Linked DNA regions of Mus musculus: region 2 is linked to region 1. Evidence: chromatin loops called from intact Hi-C (ENCODE). Cell type or tissue: left cerebral cortex. All regions are shown on one strand.

Region 1 (8,000 bases):
GGGTGGTAATGCAGAGAATGTGCAAGAACAGTCTGGGGATATTCCTCAGTTGGTAGAGTACTTGCTTACTGTGTACAAGGTCTTAGGGTCTATCACTGCCTGAATCCAGCACAATGGAACATGACTATAATCCCAGGGCTAGGAGGTAGAGATAGAAGATTCAAAGGTCAAAGGTCATTTCTTGCTACTTGGTGACTTCTAGGCTGGCCTGGGCTACATAAGATCCTGTCTGAAAACAACAAAAATAAATAAGTGTTTGTAGTCTTTCTTGTGTTTGTTTGGGAATATAAGGAATGAAAAGGGGTATAATATTTGCATCCCAGACTCCATCCAGGCAAAGAATTATGTTATCTTTTTTACTTTGTGGCACAGTTAGCTTTGTATCGCAGGCTGGCTCAGAACTCACTGTGTGGTCAAGACTTGCTTACAGAAAGCCCCCTGTCTGCCTCACAAGTACCCAAACCACAGTATGCTACCACACAATGAGTTCTGTTAACTTAGGTAACTTTGCCCCCCTGAGCCTGAGTGTACTCATTAGATAAAATAGGAATTAATATAAGGTGGAAGTAATTTCCAACCAACATAGAATTATAGATTTTAAGTTCTAAAAATGTTTTTACAGTGTGCTACAATTTATTGGTATATATGCGTGTGTTTGTGTGTGTGTGTATTCAAAGACTTGAATTATTTCTACCAGCTTGGGTTTTCCTAGTTAAAAGAAAAAGGCTTGTCTCAAAAGTAATTATAGTGGAAATAACATTTTCTAAGGCTCAAGTACATTGGTTTAGTTTGGATTTACTATGAGTCCTTATAATTCTCAGGGGAATACAGTTTATAGATGTAAATATGAGTATAAATATATTTTTCAGTCCTAAGCAATTGAAAGATAAAGAGAAGAAAAAGAGAAAATTCCTTTCCTTAGAACTTATAGCCAATGAGCACCAAAAACAAAGCTACTTTGAGTGAAGAGGAAATACTACTCTTTGGATTTTGAATATCTGATAGGCAAAACAGAATATAACATCTCAAACATGATTTCATACTCTCTACACACTGAAAGAGTATTCAAATATTTAATATACATTCAGTTTCATATTGTTTTCAAATTATTACTTTTTTTCTTTTTCTCTTCTGGTGGTTTGAATCAGAATGGTCCCCATAGGCTCATATTTGAATGCTTAGACATCAGGGAGTGGCATCATTCAAAAGGATTAGAAGGATTAAGAGGTGTGGCCTTGTTGGAGGAAGTGTGTTAGTAAGGGTTGGGCTTTGAGGTTTCCCAAAAGCCCAGTCCAATTCCAAAATCTGTCTGTCTGTCTGTCTGTCTGTCTGTTTGTCTGTCTCTATCTCTGTCTCTTCCTATGGATCAGATCAGGATATAGGTCTTAGCAGCCTGTGTGCCACCGTGCATCATGACATGATGATAATGGACTAACCTCTGAGACCAAAAGTAAGCCCCCAATTAATTGTTTCCTTTCTATAAGAGCTGCCTTGGTCATGATGTCTCTTTACAGCAAAAGAAGATTGACTAAGAGATTTCTCAATATGTGGCTACAAAGCAAAAGAAGTAATATTAGCACATGTAGGCGAAACTACATTTCTATTGGGCAGTGTTTCTAAAGGTTTCTCAAGGAGTTTAGCCTTGGAGTAGAGAACATATTGAAAATGTAATGATTACAGGTAGTGAGAGCAGAGAGATTATCCCACCAATTTTTAAATGTTCAATATTTTCTCATAGGAAGATGGCTTCATAAAGAAGTTTGAACCCAAATCTGGCTGGCTGACTTTTCTGCAGATGACAGGACAGATCTGGGAAATGCTCTTTCTCCTCAAGTAACACTACGGACCAGAGAGAACCTTGGCTCCCACGAGAATGGTTATCAGCACTTGGCATTTCCATTTACAAACATGAAACTTGTCTTTCCAGAGTTGCAGATATTTTGTTTCAACTTTAATGAATAAATTACTAGTATTTGTTTCTGTACATGTTTCATGATTTCAGTTTTGAGTCTGTCATTCAATACAAGGGACAGGTATTGAAGTAAGGACAGATGATGACCTGGAAGGATCCTTTTTGTACCTCTAGCATGAGGTAGAGACTTTTCCATAAGGGTGTGCTCATGATCTAAAAGGCTGGGTTACTAAGCTAAACCTTACAGAGGCTAAAATCTTCTTCCTACCTTTTCCTGGATTTTTACAGTTTCTTATTGATGCCCTCTCCTGAATCTTTACTCTTTGGCCTTTAATTTGGGGTTCATGGATAGGACAGTCAGATAAGCAATGTTGGGGCTAAAAGGAAGGCCTCAAGTTATAGTCCTCTCTGACCTTCTCTTGCCTTCTTTCTCTTGCCAATCCACATTTGTCCCATGGCAAGACACAAAAAGTGGAATTCATTTTCCCCAAGTCAAGTCATAGTCAACAATCAGGTTATATGTCATCAGTCTGACTTTCTAATAGTCAAGAAGGGATCACTGTTCTTTCTGCTCCTAGAGGAAGAAACTGGAGAGGTTTGAACAAAAGCAGCTAAATGAAGGAATATCAAGCCATTATTAAACTCGATTTGTGTGAGAGAGAGACAGAGACAGACGGAGAGAGAGACATATGGACAGAGAGCCTGAGAGACAGAGGCAGAAAAAGACACACAGAGAAAACTATCTTTCGTTAAGACCCTGCTCCAATTTTTAGATCAAATTTGATGGCAATATATAGAAATCCTCTATTTTGGTCTAGATCACTTGCATTATGTTTCCCTTGAGGCTACTGGTAGCTCCTGTGAAGAAAGATCCCCTCTTTCCAAGGCCAGGTAAATCTTTACAAGGAATCTCAATTATGAACAGTACCTTGGAGGTGATTCCTCACTGAAGGGATGAAGACCCTGGGCAAGTCAGTAATGAACTTAACTTCTGTTCTTTTTGTCTCCACATCGTGAGGGCTAGGATTACAGACATGTTATTGCCATATTCAGTTTGTGTGGTGCTGGAGGTTGAGCCTCCAGGCTTTGTGCATAGCAATGCCACCATATCATAAACAGCATGGTCTTCTATTTTATTGCCACCTTTAAACTGGAGAAGTGGGAAGGAATAAGCAAGAAGACCAGGTAGGAAGTTAATTAGAATCTTACAGAGGTGAGTCAGACCCAGTAATCACTTTTGAGCTCTGATGCCCACAGTGAGTCAGTCACTTGTTAGAACTGTTCTACAACACCCTGAAACAGTGCCAACAGATAGGGGACCAAGTGTTCAGACATGAGACTGTGGTTGGGGGAATTTCACCTTCAAACCTTGAAACTGTTTGTGTTTGAAGACACATTTCTCAAGGTGTAGCACAGCATGATCCTATCAGCACAGTCTTCCTGCCTCAGTCTTCTGAGTGCTGAGAGGAGAGGTGTGTGCCACCAAGGTCAAGATATTTCATGCAAGGTTTCTTTGCTTTTGTTTTGAGTCAGGGTCTCAAGTCAGGAGCCTGGCTTGCTATAAAAGGACTGTTTGGCCTCTAGGGGCTCCCTCTGATCCTTTCTGCTTTCTCTCTGAGGACCTTGCCTCTGGCCTCTCTGTCTCCTCCCTCCCCCCCCACCATGCATTCTTGGCCAGCTTTCTCTTCTCTTTCTCTTTCTTTCTCTTTCTCTTTCCTTCTCTTTCTCCTCCTCCTCCTCCTCCTCCTTCTCTTCTCTTCTCTTCTCTTCTCTTCCTCTCAGCATGGGCACTACACAGCATTTTACAAAACATATCATTACTGTGATAGAACATGCAGATTTATGACCCTAGAGAGCTTTACACACTAAGATTGCACGCAGTTATAGGTACAAATAAATCCTCAAAGAAAATGTACGTATGTAACATATATTTTTATCAAAGCTATCATTTTTTGCAGTCCTGGTGATCAAACCAAGATACATACTTGTACATACTTTACCCCTGGGTTATGCTGCTAGACTACGTATTTATTGTTGAAGGGATGTGTCTATGTAGGGAGCCACATATAATTGTCATGAATATCCAGAAAAGCCCTGCCTTCAGAATTTAACAGCAACAATTTAACATGTATAATAATAATAATAATAATAATAATAATAATAACAATAATTATTATTTGGTATAGTGCTGGTTGTAAAACCCAGGACTATATCCATGCTAAGTTCTATTTATTCCTGCTAATTAATAGTTGATGAATACATTGGTTTATGGTGGTGATTCTCAAACATTATTATGGGTAGGGAATCACCTGAGGATGATGTTAAGATAACCATTTGGACTCCCTAGGTCTAAGGATGGCTCAGGATTCTCCATGTCTCACATGTTTTCAGTCGAAACTGATTCATACACCACACTCATGTTGAACCATTGGTGAATGGATATTACATTGGCACACGGACCTGGTCTGTAGATGTAAGTGAATCCAGCGTTTGTTTACTGTTCATGATAAGATTCTATTCATCTATGTTCTCTCTCTCTCCCACCTTGCTTTGTCTCCAGGCACTTAGATCTTACGGAACTGAACTACATATCCCTTAACACGGGTGCCAGAGATCTGAACTCAGCTCTCTCGTGCTGGTGTACTTGGTCATTTTACGGACTAAACTATCTCTGCATCTCAGAAAAATTAAAGGCTGGTGAGATGGCTCAGTGGGTAAGAGCACCCGACTGCTCTTCCGAAGGTCCGGAGTTCAAATCCCAGCAACCACATGGTGGCTCACAACCATCCCTAACGAGATCTGACTCCCTCTTCTGGAATGTCTGAAGACAGCTACAGTGTACTTACATATAATAAATAAATAAATCTTAGCCGGGCGTAGTGGCGCAAGTCTGAGTCAGAGCTTCTCAAATCTACTTACTTTGTTCTCTGCTCCATTCTCAGTCAAACGTCCTGTTAGAAAAAGGCATTATCTGTCTCTAAACAGCAGATGGCAACAGCGGTTAAATACTTCTATAACAACGAACAGTCTGACTGAGTCCTGAGCTGTCCAGAGAGGGAACATCCATCTCCAGAAAGGGCCTGCCATATGTTATAAAAGCGGGCCCAAAATCTATCAGTAAGGAGCCAACTGACTGAAAGGGAGAGGAAGGCACTTGGTGGTAAAGGAGAATGTTTTATCCATTGACCAGGAGGAACCAAGAGCCTTCCGGTATGATGTATACGCATGTCTGGCTTGCTTTGCCCTTCTGAAGCTTCTCGAGCCCTGTACTCCACAATTAGATGAATATCGAGTCCTGGAGTATAGTTGACAGCCTTTGTTAGACCCTCTGCAGAAGCATGGCGACCTTTTGTGGTCTGAGAGAGAGGGTAAGCACACTGGGCTACGTGCACAGTCCCCAGCTATCAAGCAGGAAGGGTCAAGGACGCCACACCATGCTGTTATCTGCCAACACAGGACGGGAGTCTGCTCAGATGCCTAAGTGGCCTGTGCACCTCTGCAGGTTTACAGAGGCAGGGGATTTGGAGTCCCGCCCCTTAAGCTCCGAGGGTGATGGGCGTGGCCGGGGCGGTGCTTGCCAGGAATGGCGGCGGTCACGGTAAACAGTGCCAAGCGGGGCCTGCGGGCCGAGCTGAAGCAGCGCTTGAGGGCCTTGAGCGCGGAGGAACGGCTGCGCCAGTCTCTCCTCCTCACGCAGAAGGTACGAGAAGACTGCCGGGAGTTAAACTCCGGGAAGGGTGGGCTCGCGAGTCTGCGCAGGCGCACCTCCCCGGGGGCGCGTGCGCGTCGTCCGGGGAGCGCGCTCCGCAGGCAAGGGCGGCTCTCGCTGGTCCTGGAGCTTGTGAGGGAGCGAGCTGAGCTTCCGGGCAGGTTTGGTCATTCACAGAGCTATTTTGTTATTGCTAGGAAAGGCATTGTAGCCATTAGGAGCTGTAGAGACTGTCGAATCACTCTCCGGTTTAATTGAAATCCATTCGCATGTGTTGAACACCTAGTAAACCTTTTTTTTTTTTTTTTTTTTTTTTTTTTTTTATGAGTTGGGTAATACAGATGACAAACATGATTGTCGCCCCTAAGGGATCAGGGATGTAGCAGAGGAAGGAGACAAAAGGAACCATTGTAGGGCTGGGGATATGGCTCAGTGATACAACTGTTCAAAAATGCGCTGTATTTTATTTGTCCATACTTAGAACATACATGGAATTTGGGTCTGTTTTTCTAGGAGTTTTAAATCGCCTGTACCTTTATTTTGGCAAAACTCGACTGTGAGTTTTATCTAAGGGGAGATAACTGTTGATGCTGTGACTTAGCTGCGTTCACTGCACAGCATTACACCTTGGGTTGCTGCTTCTGAGTTGGGGTTGTTTCTGGTCCTTATTTTCTTGTTTTGTCTCTTTTCTTACTTAGTTTTCCTCAGCTTCCTTAAGAGTATATCCTCAACGGAATTATTTTAAAGAAAATACCTATACGATTGGCACTATTTGTAGTTGAAATGTATTCGTGTTTTGCTTGCACGTATGTAAGTCCATTGTGTGTGTGTGCCTGGTGTCTTAGGTTAGAAGTGGGTGCCAGATCCTTTGGAACTAGACAGAGTTCAGGAAGGTTGTAAGTCCCTTTGTGGGTGCTGGAAATTGAACCCAGGTTGTCTGCAAGAGCAGCAAGTGATCTTAAACTGCGGAGCCATCTCTCTAGTCACAACTTTTAAATATATTGTATATTAAAATATCTTCAACTCCAATTTGGTCCATATTAATCAAATTTTAATTACTTTATTGTCATTCTGCTCAATACCTATGGGTTCCAATCTAGAGACCAATGTTTTCATTTATGCATTATATCTTGTGGTTTAGTTATTGTTCTATTGCTGTGAAGAGACACCATGACCATAGCAACTTATAAAAGGAAGCATTTCATTTGGGCTTGCTTACAGGTTCAGAAGGCTGCTCTGTGATCATCTTGGTGGGAAGCTTGGAAGCAGGCAGGCAGGCAGGCAGGCAGGCATGGTGCCGAGCGCTTACATCTTATCCACAAGGTGGAGGTAGTGAGAGTCCTGGGTCTGCCATAGGCTGTGGGCTTTTGGAATCTCAAAGCTCACTTTGATGGTTTCTGTGACCACAGAGGTAAGAAGAGTGTCTTCAGCATGAAGCAAGAAGGAAGTCTGACTCAACATGATTTGGTACCTGGGGTTGGTTCAAACTTCTAGAGTCTTACACTTATTTTAGGCATATTTAAACATAGCACATTTTGGGAGAAAAATCTCCTCATTATAATTAACTTAATTCAAATTCAAAAGAGTTTCTAAATAATTATGGCTTGAGCCATACAAGGGACATGAGTCTTCTCCCGTAGAGATGAATTCTATAGATTGACTACATGTAACAAGTTAAGGGTCTCGGTGTAGTCTCCATCATATAGATAGTGCCAAGGTCACCAGGTTATTAACCACCTCTGCTCTCATTTGTAAAGTACACATGCCATCTCCCATAAAGATGGGCTCTACTGACTGAGAAACAATGCTCAAGATAGAGGTCTAGGGAGGATAACTGAGACAAACATAAGAATCTTAGGAGCCATGCAGACAGTTCAGAGGTCACCAGGCTGTTAGCTAAATTCATTCCCCACCTTCTGGGTGTAAAACAGGTAATATATCTTTCCCTTTGAAGAAACAAATGTGTGAACCTATCATGTTCATTGTCATTCAAACTGTTACATCTTGATTACCGGTTTTCCTTTGTATCTTTCAGAAATTCTTTTTCATTAGATAATAAAAACTCTAGATTAATCTTTTGTGTCTCTTAACTACTTTTCTTATTTTTTTTCTTAATCTTTCTCCCTCATAGGGCCTCCTAGATTGTTTTCATTTGGCTAATCACAGTTTTAATGTCTAATGAGTATTCCTTAGGTCTCTTACTGATTCCTTTCCCTAGCAGTCTATTAATGTTTTATAGATTCAGTTATTGTTTTCAGTTTGTCTGTGAAGACTAATTAGAATTTAAAAATCATCCCCATCTTTTGAATTACCTGTTTGTCACTAAATCATTTTTCAATTCTATTTTTTTTATGTTTAAAAAATCCTTCTATTTTGTAT
Region 2 (8,000 bases), 490 kb before region 1:
AGAAAGATGGAAATTCTTTTGGAATTCTGATACTGATTGTGGGCAATCACCTAAGTGGGAAATGATGGCAGTTTTAATTTTTAAGACTGTATTCTTCATAAACTAGTAACTTCTCTTACCAATTCCTCCCTTTTGTCTCGGCCTTTTTCAAGGAGTGATGCGGTGAGCTGACACTGCACCCTGATACCTGGTTTTTATTTCAAGACTCAAGATTTGCATACTTGACTCCTTCATCTCTCCACTATGCCTATGCTTGACCCTATGGAAATTCCTTAAGAAGTCATGGAATGAAAAGCTGTCTATCTTCAGATCCCAGATAAGAACCCAGTTTCTATTTCCTGACAGTACACCTCAGGGACTCACTCGAGGATTTGGGGGTTATTTTTTTCTATGAAATTGGGATCTCACAAAATTTCCAGTCCTTGGATCATTGGACATTTCTCCCATTGATTTTCCCCATTTAAGTCCCACTGAGACCTAACCTTACTGGGCTCTGCAGAACCTTTGCTACATCTGTAGGGACGCACATCAACACTTCAGTCTATATGGTGAGTCCCGGGTCAGTCACTGCCTATGTATCCTAAAGGACGGATTCTCCCACAGAGAACACACTGGTAACGGTTTCTTAGCTCAACCAGTGTCATTCCATTCAATTAGGTGCTCACAGAGTTCATTAAAATGGGGGCAAAGGGCTCCTGGTGCAAGAATCCACATTGAGTGGAATCGCTCATCAGACAGTGGGAGCTAAGTTGTGCTCATGAAGTCCTAAGCACTTACCCAGACTCAGAAGCCGGCCCCTTACTCCCTTTCTGTGTCCACTGCTTTTCTGTCCCCCCTGTCCTTCAAGCTAAGGAAAGAAGGATAACGCAATGGCAGCTTACAAATATGGCTGACAGAAAGACTTAGGGGAAGAAAGCAAAGTTACATCTAATACCAAGGGGAGACGGAAGTTAAGCAAAGCATAGCAAAGCGAGGCTAGGGAAGGAATTCCTCCCTGCGAAGCTGTCAGAAGCTGCTGGCAGAAATGAAGCAAATGGAAACCCGGATTTGGAGCAGGCCTGAGGCTTTTCACACCGCTTACTATATAAGAAAGTCTTTTTCTTAGTCTCTTTACAGCAGAGTGTAGAAAAACAAGAGCTAAAGAAACAATGAGACACACAGCTAAAATCAGTGTGAGATTATGCATATGCATTTGCCTTTCTTCCTCCAGCCCATTTCCATGCTATCTGTTAGGAAGGGAGGATGAAGACAATGATTCCTATAAGACATAGGGAAGATGAGCCAGTATTTATAGACACAGCACCATTAAAACATGGACACAGGAGGTGGGCAGACTCCATTCTTCCCTTAGAATTCCAAACAGTATCTGCAAAAACAGAGGAAAGCTTGTAGCTAACACACTTTCATTCATAAATGCATATTTATGAATGCCAAGGGCCAGGGGTTTCATCCATTGTCATGTACAAGGTCCTCAGTTGAGGCTCACTACCCCCAAAAGACAGAAATATGCATAGCCAATCAAGGATTTTCAACTATTTTGAAAAAACAAACAAAATACAAAATAGAAGGATTTTTTAAACATAAAAAAAATAGAATTGAAAAATGATTTAGTGACAAACAGGTAATTCAAAAGATGGGGATGATTTTTAAATTCTAATTAGTCTTCACAGACAAACTGAAAATAATAACTGAATCTATAAAACATTAATGGACTGCTAGGGAAAGGAATCAGTAAGAGACCTAAGGAATACTCATTAGACATTAAAACTGTGATTAGCCAAATGAAAACAATCTAGGAGGCCCTATGAGGGAGAAAGATTAAGAAAAAAAATAAGAAAAGTAGTTAAGAGACACAAAAGATTAATCTAGAGTTTTTATTATCTAATGAAAAAGAATTTCTGAAAGATACAAAGGAAAACCGGTAATCAAGATGTAACAGTTTGAATGACAATGAACATGATAGGTTCACACATTTGTTTCTTCAAAGGGAAAGATATATTACCTGTTTTACATCCAGAAGGTGGGGAATGAATTTAGTTAATAGCCTGGTGACCTCTGAACTGTCTGCATGGCTCCTCCAGATTCTTATGTTTGTCTCAGTTATCCTCCCTAGACCTCTATCTTGAGCATTGTTTCTCAGTCAGTAGAGCCCATCTTTATGGGAGATGGCATGTGTACTTTACAAATGAGAGCAGAGGTGGTTAATAACCTGGTGACCTTGGCACTATCTATATGACGGAGACTACACCGAGACCCTTAACTTGTCACATGTAGTCAATCTATAGAATTCATCACTACGGGAGAAGACACATGTCCCTTGTATGGCTTAAGCCATAATTATTTAGAAACTCTTTTGAATTTTAATTAAGTTAATTAAAATGAGGAGATTTTTCTCCCAAAATGTGCTATGTTTAAATATGCCTAAAATAAGTGTAAGACTCTAGAAGTTTGAACCAACCCCAGGTACCAAATCATGTTGAGTCAGACTTCCTTCTTGCTTCATGCTGAAGACACTCTTCTTACCTCTGTGGTCACAGAAACCATCAAAGTGAGCTTTGAGATTCCAAAAGCCCACAGCCTATGGCAGACCCAGGACTCTCACTACCTCCACCTTGTGGATAAGATGTAAGCGCTCAGCACCATGCCTGCCTGCCTGCCTGCCTGCCTGCCTGCCTGCCTGCTTCCAAGCTTCCCACCAAGATGATCACAGAGCAGCCTTCTGAACCTGTAAGCAAGCCCAAATGAAATGCTTCCTTTTATAAGTTGCTATGGTTATGGTGTCTCTTCACAGCAATAGAACAATAACTAAACCACAAGATATAATGCATAAATGAAAACATTGGTCTCTAGATTGGAACCCATAGGTATTGAGCAGAATGACAATAAAGTAATTAAAATTTGATTAATATGGACCAAATTGGAGTTGAAGATATTTTAATATACAATATATTTAAAAGTTGTGACTAGAGAGATGGCTCAGCAGTTTAAGATCACTTGCTGCTCTTGCAGACAACCTGGGTTCAATTTCCAGCACCCACATAGGGACTTACAACCTTCCTGAACTCTGTCTAGTTCCAAAGGATCTGGCACCCACTTCTAACCTAAGACACCAGGCACACACACACAATGGACTTACATACATGCAAGCAAAACACGAATACATTTCAACTACAAATAGTGCCAATCGTATAGGTATTTTCTTTAAAATAATTCCGTTGAGGATATACTCTTAAGGAAGCTGAGGAAAACTAAGTAAGAAAAGAGACAAAACAAGAAAATAAGGACCAGAAACAACCCCAACTCAGAAGCAGCAACCCAAGGTGTAATGCTGTGCAGTGAACGCAGCTAAGTCACAGCATCAACAGTTATCTCCCCTTAGATAAAACTCACAGTGGAGTTTTGCCAAAATAAAGGTACAGGCGATTTAAAACTCCTAGAAAAACAGACCCAAATTCCATGTATGTTCTAAGTATGGGCAAATAAAATACAGCGCATTTTTGAACAGTTGTATCACTGAGCCATATCCCCAGCCCTACAATGGTTCCATTTGTCTCCTTCCTCTGCTACATCCCTGATCCCTTAGGGGCTACAATCATGTTTGTCATCTGTATTACCCAACTCATAAAAAAAAAAAAAAAAAAAAAAAAGTTTACTAGGTGTTCAACACATGCGAATGGATTTCAATTAAACCGGAGAGTGATTCGACAGTCTCTACAGCTCCTAATGGCTGCAATGCCTTTCCTAGCAATAACAAAATAGCTCTGTGAATGACCAAACCTGCCCGGAAGCTCAGCTCGCTCCCTCACAAGCTCCAGGACCAGCGAGAGCCGCCCTTGCCTGCGGAGCGCGCTCCCCGGACGACGCGCACGCGCCCCCGGGGAGGTGCGCCTGCGCAGACTCGCGAGCCCACCCTTCCCGGAGTTTAACTCCCGGCAGTCTTCTCGCACCTTCTGCGTGAGGAGGAGAGACTGGCGCAGCCGTTCCTCCGCGCTCAAGGCCCTCAAGCGCTGCTTCAGCTCGGCCCGCAGGCCCCGCTTGGCACTGTTTACCGTGACCGCCGCCATTCCTGGCAAGCACCGCCCCGGCCACGCCCATCACCCTCGGAGCTTAAGGGGCGGGACTCCAAATCCCCTGCCTCTGTAAACCTGCAGAGGTGCACAGGCCACTTAGGCATCTGAGCAGACTCCCGTCCTGTGTTGGCAGATAACAGCATGGTGTGGCGTCCTTGACCCTTCCTGCTTGATAGCTGGGGACTGTGCACGTAGCCCAGTGTGCTTACCCTCTCTCTCAGACCACAAAAGGTCGCCATGCTTCTGCAGAGGGTCTAACAAAGGCTGTCAACTATACTCCAGGACTCGATATTCATCTAATTGTGGAGTACAGGGCTCGAGAAGCTTCAGAAGGGCAAAGCAAGCTAGACATGCCTATACATCATACCGGAAGGCTCTTGGTTCCTCCTGGTCAATGTAAAACATTCTCCTTTACCACCAAGTGCCTTCCTCTCCCTTTCAGTCAGTTGGCTCCTTACTGATAGATTTTGGGCCCGCTTTTATAACATATGGCAGGCCCTTTCTGGAGATGGATGTTCCCTCTCTGGACAGCTCAGGACTCAGTCAGACTGTTCCTTGTTATAGAAGTATTTAACCGCTGTTGCCATCTGCTGTTTAGAGACAGATAATGCCTTTTTCTAACAGGACGTTTGACTGAGAATGGAGCAGAGAACAAAGTAAGTAGATTTGAGAAGCACTGACTCAGATTTACCACCCCATGTTACAGTGCAGTACCCGAGGACTGATTTTTTGAGAGTTAATTTTTCAGAGCTGCGGAGATAGTTTAGTTGGTAAAAAGACCAACTACACCAGCACGAGAGAGCTGAGTTCAGATCTCTGGCACCTGTGTTAAGGGATATGTAGTTCAGTTCCGTAAGATCTAAGTGCCTGGAGACAAAGCAAGGTGGGAGAGAGAGAACATAGCTGAATAGAATCTTATCATGAACAGTAAACAAACGCTGGATTCACTTACATCTACAGACCATGTCAGTGTGCCAATGTAATATCCATTCACCAATAGTTGAACATGAGTGTGGTGTATGAATTCGTTTCGACTGAAAACATGTGAGACATGGAGAATCCTGAGCCATCCTTAGACCTAGGGAGTCCTAATGGTTATCTTAACATCATCCTCAGGTGATTCCCTACCCATAATAATGTTTGAGAATCACCACCATAAACCAATGTATTCATCAACTATTAATTAGCAGGAATAAATAGAACTTAGCATGGATATAGTCCTGGGTTTTATCACCAGCACTATACCAAATAATAATAATAATTATTATTATTATTATTATTATTATACATGTTAAATTGTTGCTGTTAAATTCTGAAGGCAGGGCTTTTCTGGATATTCATGACAATTATATGTGGCTCCCTACATAGACACATCCCTTCAACAATAAATAGGTAGTCTAGCAGCATAACCCAGGGGTAAAGTATGTACAAGGCTCTTGGTTTGATCACCAGGACTGCAAAAAATGATAGCTTTGATAAAAATATATGTTACATACGTACATTTTCTTTGAGGATTTATTTGTACCTATAACTGCGTGCAGTCTTAGTGTGTAAAGCTCTCTAGGGTCATAAATCTGCATGTTCTATCACAGTAATGATATATTTTGTAAAATGCTGTGTAGTGCCCATGCTGAGAGGAAGAAAAGAGAAGAGAAGAGAAGAGAAGAGAAGAGAAGAGAAGAGAAGAGAAGAGGAGGAGGAGGAGAAAGAGAAGGAAAGAGAAAGAGAAAGAAAGAGAAAGAGAAGAGAAAGCTGGCCAGGAATGCATGGTGGGGGGGGGGGGGGGAGGAGACAGAGAGGCCAGAGGCAAGGTCCTCAGAGAGAAAGCAGAAAGGATCAGAGGGAGCCCCTAGAGGCCAAACAGTCCTTTTATAGCAAGCCAGGCTCCTGACTTGAGACCCTGACTCAAAACAAAAGCAAAGAAACCTTGCATAAAATATCTTGACCTTGGTGGCACACACCTCTCCTCTCAGCACTCAGAAGACTGAGGCAGGAAGACTATGCTGATAGGATCGTGCTGTGCTACACCTTGAGAAATGTGTCTTCAAACACAAACAGTTTCAAGGTTTGAAGGTGAAATTCCCCCAACCACAGTCTCATGTCTGAACACTTGGTCCCCTATATGGTGGCACTGTTCCAGGGTGTTGTGGAACAGTTCTAACAAGTGACTGACTCACTGTGGGTTTCAGAGCTCAAAAGTGATTACTGGGTCTGACTCACCTCTGTAAGATTCTAATTAACTTCCTACCTGGTCTTCTTGCTTATTCCTTCCCACTTCTCCAGTTTAAAGGTGGCAATAAAATAGAAGACCATGCTGTTTATGATATGGTGGCATTGCTATGCACAAAGCCTGGAGGCTCGACCTCCAGCACCACACAAACTGAATGTGGCAATAACATGTCTGTAATCCTAGCCCTCACGATGTGGAGACAGAAAGACCAGAAGTTAAGTTCATTACTGACTTGCCCAGGGTCTTCATCCCTTCAGTGAGGAATCACCTCCAAGGTACTGTTCATAATTGAGATTCCTTGTAAAGATTTACCTGGCCTTGGAAAGAGGGGATCTTTCTTCACAGGAGCTACCAGTAGCCTCAAGGGAAACATAATGCAAGTGATCTAGACCAAAATAGAGGATTTCTATATATTGCCATCAAATTTGATCTAAAAATTGGAGCAGGGTCTTAACGAAAGATAGTTTTCTCTCTGTGTCTTTTTCTGCCTCTGTCTCTCAGGCTCTCTGTCCATATGTCTCTCTCTCCATCTGTTTCTGTCTCTCTCTCACACAAATCGAGTTTAATAATGGCTTGATATTCCTTCATTTAGCTGCTTTTGTTCAAACCTCTCCAGTTTCTTCCTCTAGGAGCAGAAAGAACAGTGATCCCTTCTTGACTATTAGAAAGTCAGACTGATGACATATAACCTGATTGTTGACTATGACTTGACTTGGGGAAAATGAATTCCACTTTTTGTGTCTTGCCATGGGACAAATGTGGGTTGGCAAGAGAAAGAAGGCAAGAGAAGGTCAGAGAGGACTATAACTTGAGGCCTTCCTTTTAGCCCCAACATTGCTTATCTGACTGTCCTATCCATGAACCCCAAATTAAAGGCCAAAGAGTAAAGATTCAGGAGAGGGCATCAATAAGAAACTGTAAAAATCCAGGAAAAGGTAGGAAGAAGATTTTAGCCTCTGTAAGGTTTAGCTTAGTAACCCAGCCTTTTAGATCATGAGCACACCCTTATGGAAAAGTCTCTACCTCATGCTAGAGGTACAAAAAGGATCCTTCCAGGTCATCATCTGTCCTTACTTCAATACCTGTCCCTTGTATTGAATGACAGACTCAAAACTGAAATCATGAAACATGTACAGAAACAAATACTAGTAATTTATTCATTAAAGTTGAAACAAAATATCTGCAACTCTGGAAAGACAAGTTTCATGTTTGTAAATGGAAATGCCAAGTGCTGATAACCATTCTCGTGGGAGCCAAGGTTCTCTCTGGTCCGTAGTGTTACTTGAGGAGAAAGAGCATTTCCCAGAACTGTCCTGTCATCTGCAGAAAAGTCAGCCAGCCAGATTTGGGTTCAAACTTCTTTATGAAGCCATCTTCCTATGAGAACAAATTGAACATTTAAAAATCGGTGGGATAATCTCTCTGCTCTCTCTACCTGTAATCATTACATTTTCAATATGTTCTCTACTCCAAGGCTAAACTCCTTGAGAAACCTTTAGAAACACTGCCCAATAGAAATGTAGTTTCGCCTACATGTGCTAATATTACTTCTTTTGCTTTGTAGCCACATATTGAGAAATGTCTTAGTCAATCTTCTTTTGCTGTAAAGAGACATCATGACCAAGGCAGCTCTTATGAAAGGAAGCAATTAATTGGGGGCTTACTTTTGGTCTCAGAGGTTAGTCCATTATCATCATGTC

Evidence for each region. Hi-C counts contacts between places; a loop is a spot of excess contacts. Peaks named below come from ENCODE experiments on the same cell type or tissue, not always from the same donor. Only the 100,000 strongest peaks of a DNase experiment are listed, where the experiment ranks them.
Region 2: it touches region 1 in a loop (16-fold over the local background); 10 of 42 quality-filtered maps call a loop at or near these places.

The regions. Positions count from the first base shown.
Region 1 is chr9:88,717,271-88,725,270 of GRCm38, reverse strand. It overlaps Mthfsl (5, 10-methenyltetrahydrofolate synthetase-like), which reads left to right and starts at 5,473. Exons shown (of 3, transcript NM_001128601.1): 1 at 5,473-5,612. The coding sequence starts at 5,496. It overlaps Bcl2a1d (B cell leukemia/lymphoma 2 related protein A1d), which reads left to right. Exons shown (of 2, transcript NM_007536.2): 2 at 1,739-1,983. The coding sequence ends at 1,837. It also overlaps a transcript of Gm10634 not described here. In left cerebral cortex, CTCF peaks have their summits at 4,804 and 6,924 (motif pointing right); DNase peaks (open chromatin) are centred at 4,963, 6,117, 6,439 and 6,914; H3K4me3 peaks cover 1,528 bases; H3K27ac peaks cover 940 bases.
Region 2 is chr9:89,207,259-89,215,258 of GRCm38, reverse strand. It overlaps Bcl2a1b (B cell leukemia/lymphoma 2 related protein A1b), which reads right to left. Exons shown (of 2, transcript NM_007534.3): 2 at 7,421-7,677. The coding sequence ends at 7,579. It overlaps Mthfs (5, 10-methenyltetrahydrofolate synthetase), which reads right to left and starts at 4,069. Exons shown (of 3, transcript NM_026829.2): 1 at 3,948-4,069; 2 at 1-50. The coding sequence starts at 4,064. In left cerebral cortex, CTCF peaks have their summits at 2,623 (motif pointing left), 3,943, 4,494 and 4,709; DNase peaks (open chromatin) are centred at 1,213, 2,652 and 4,666; H3K4me3 peaks cover 1,146 bases; H3K27ac peaks cover 1,095 bases.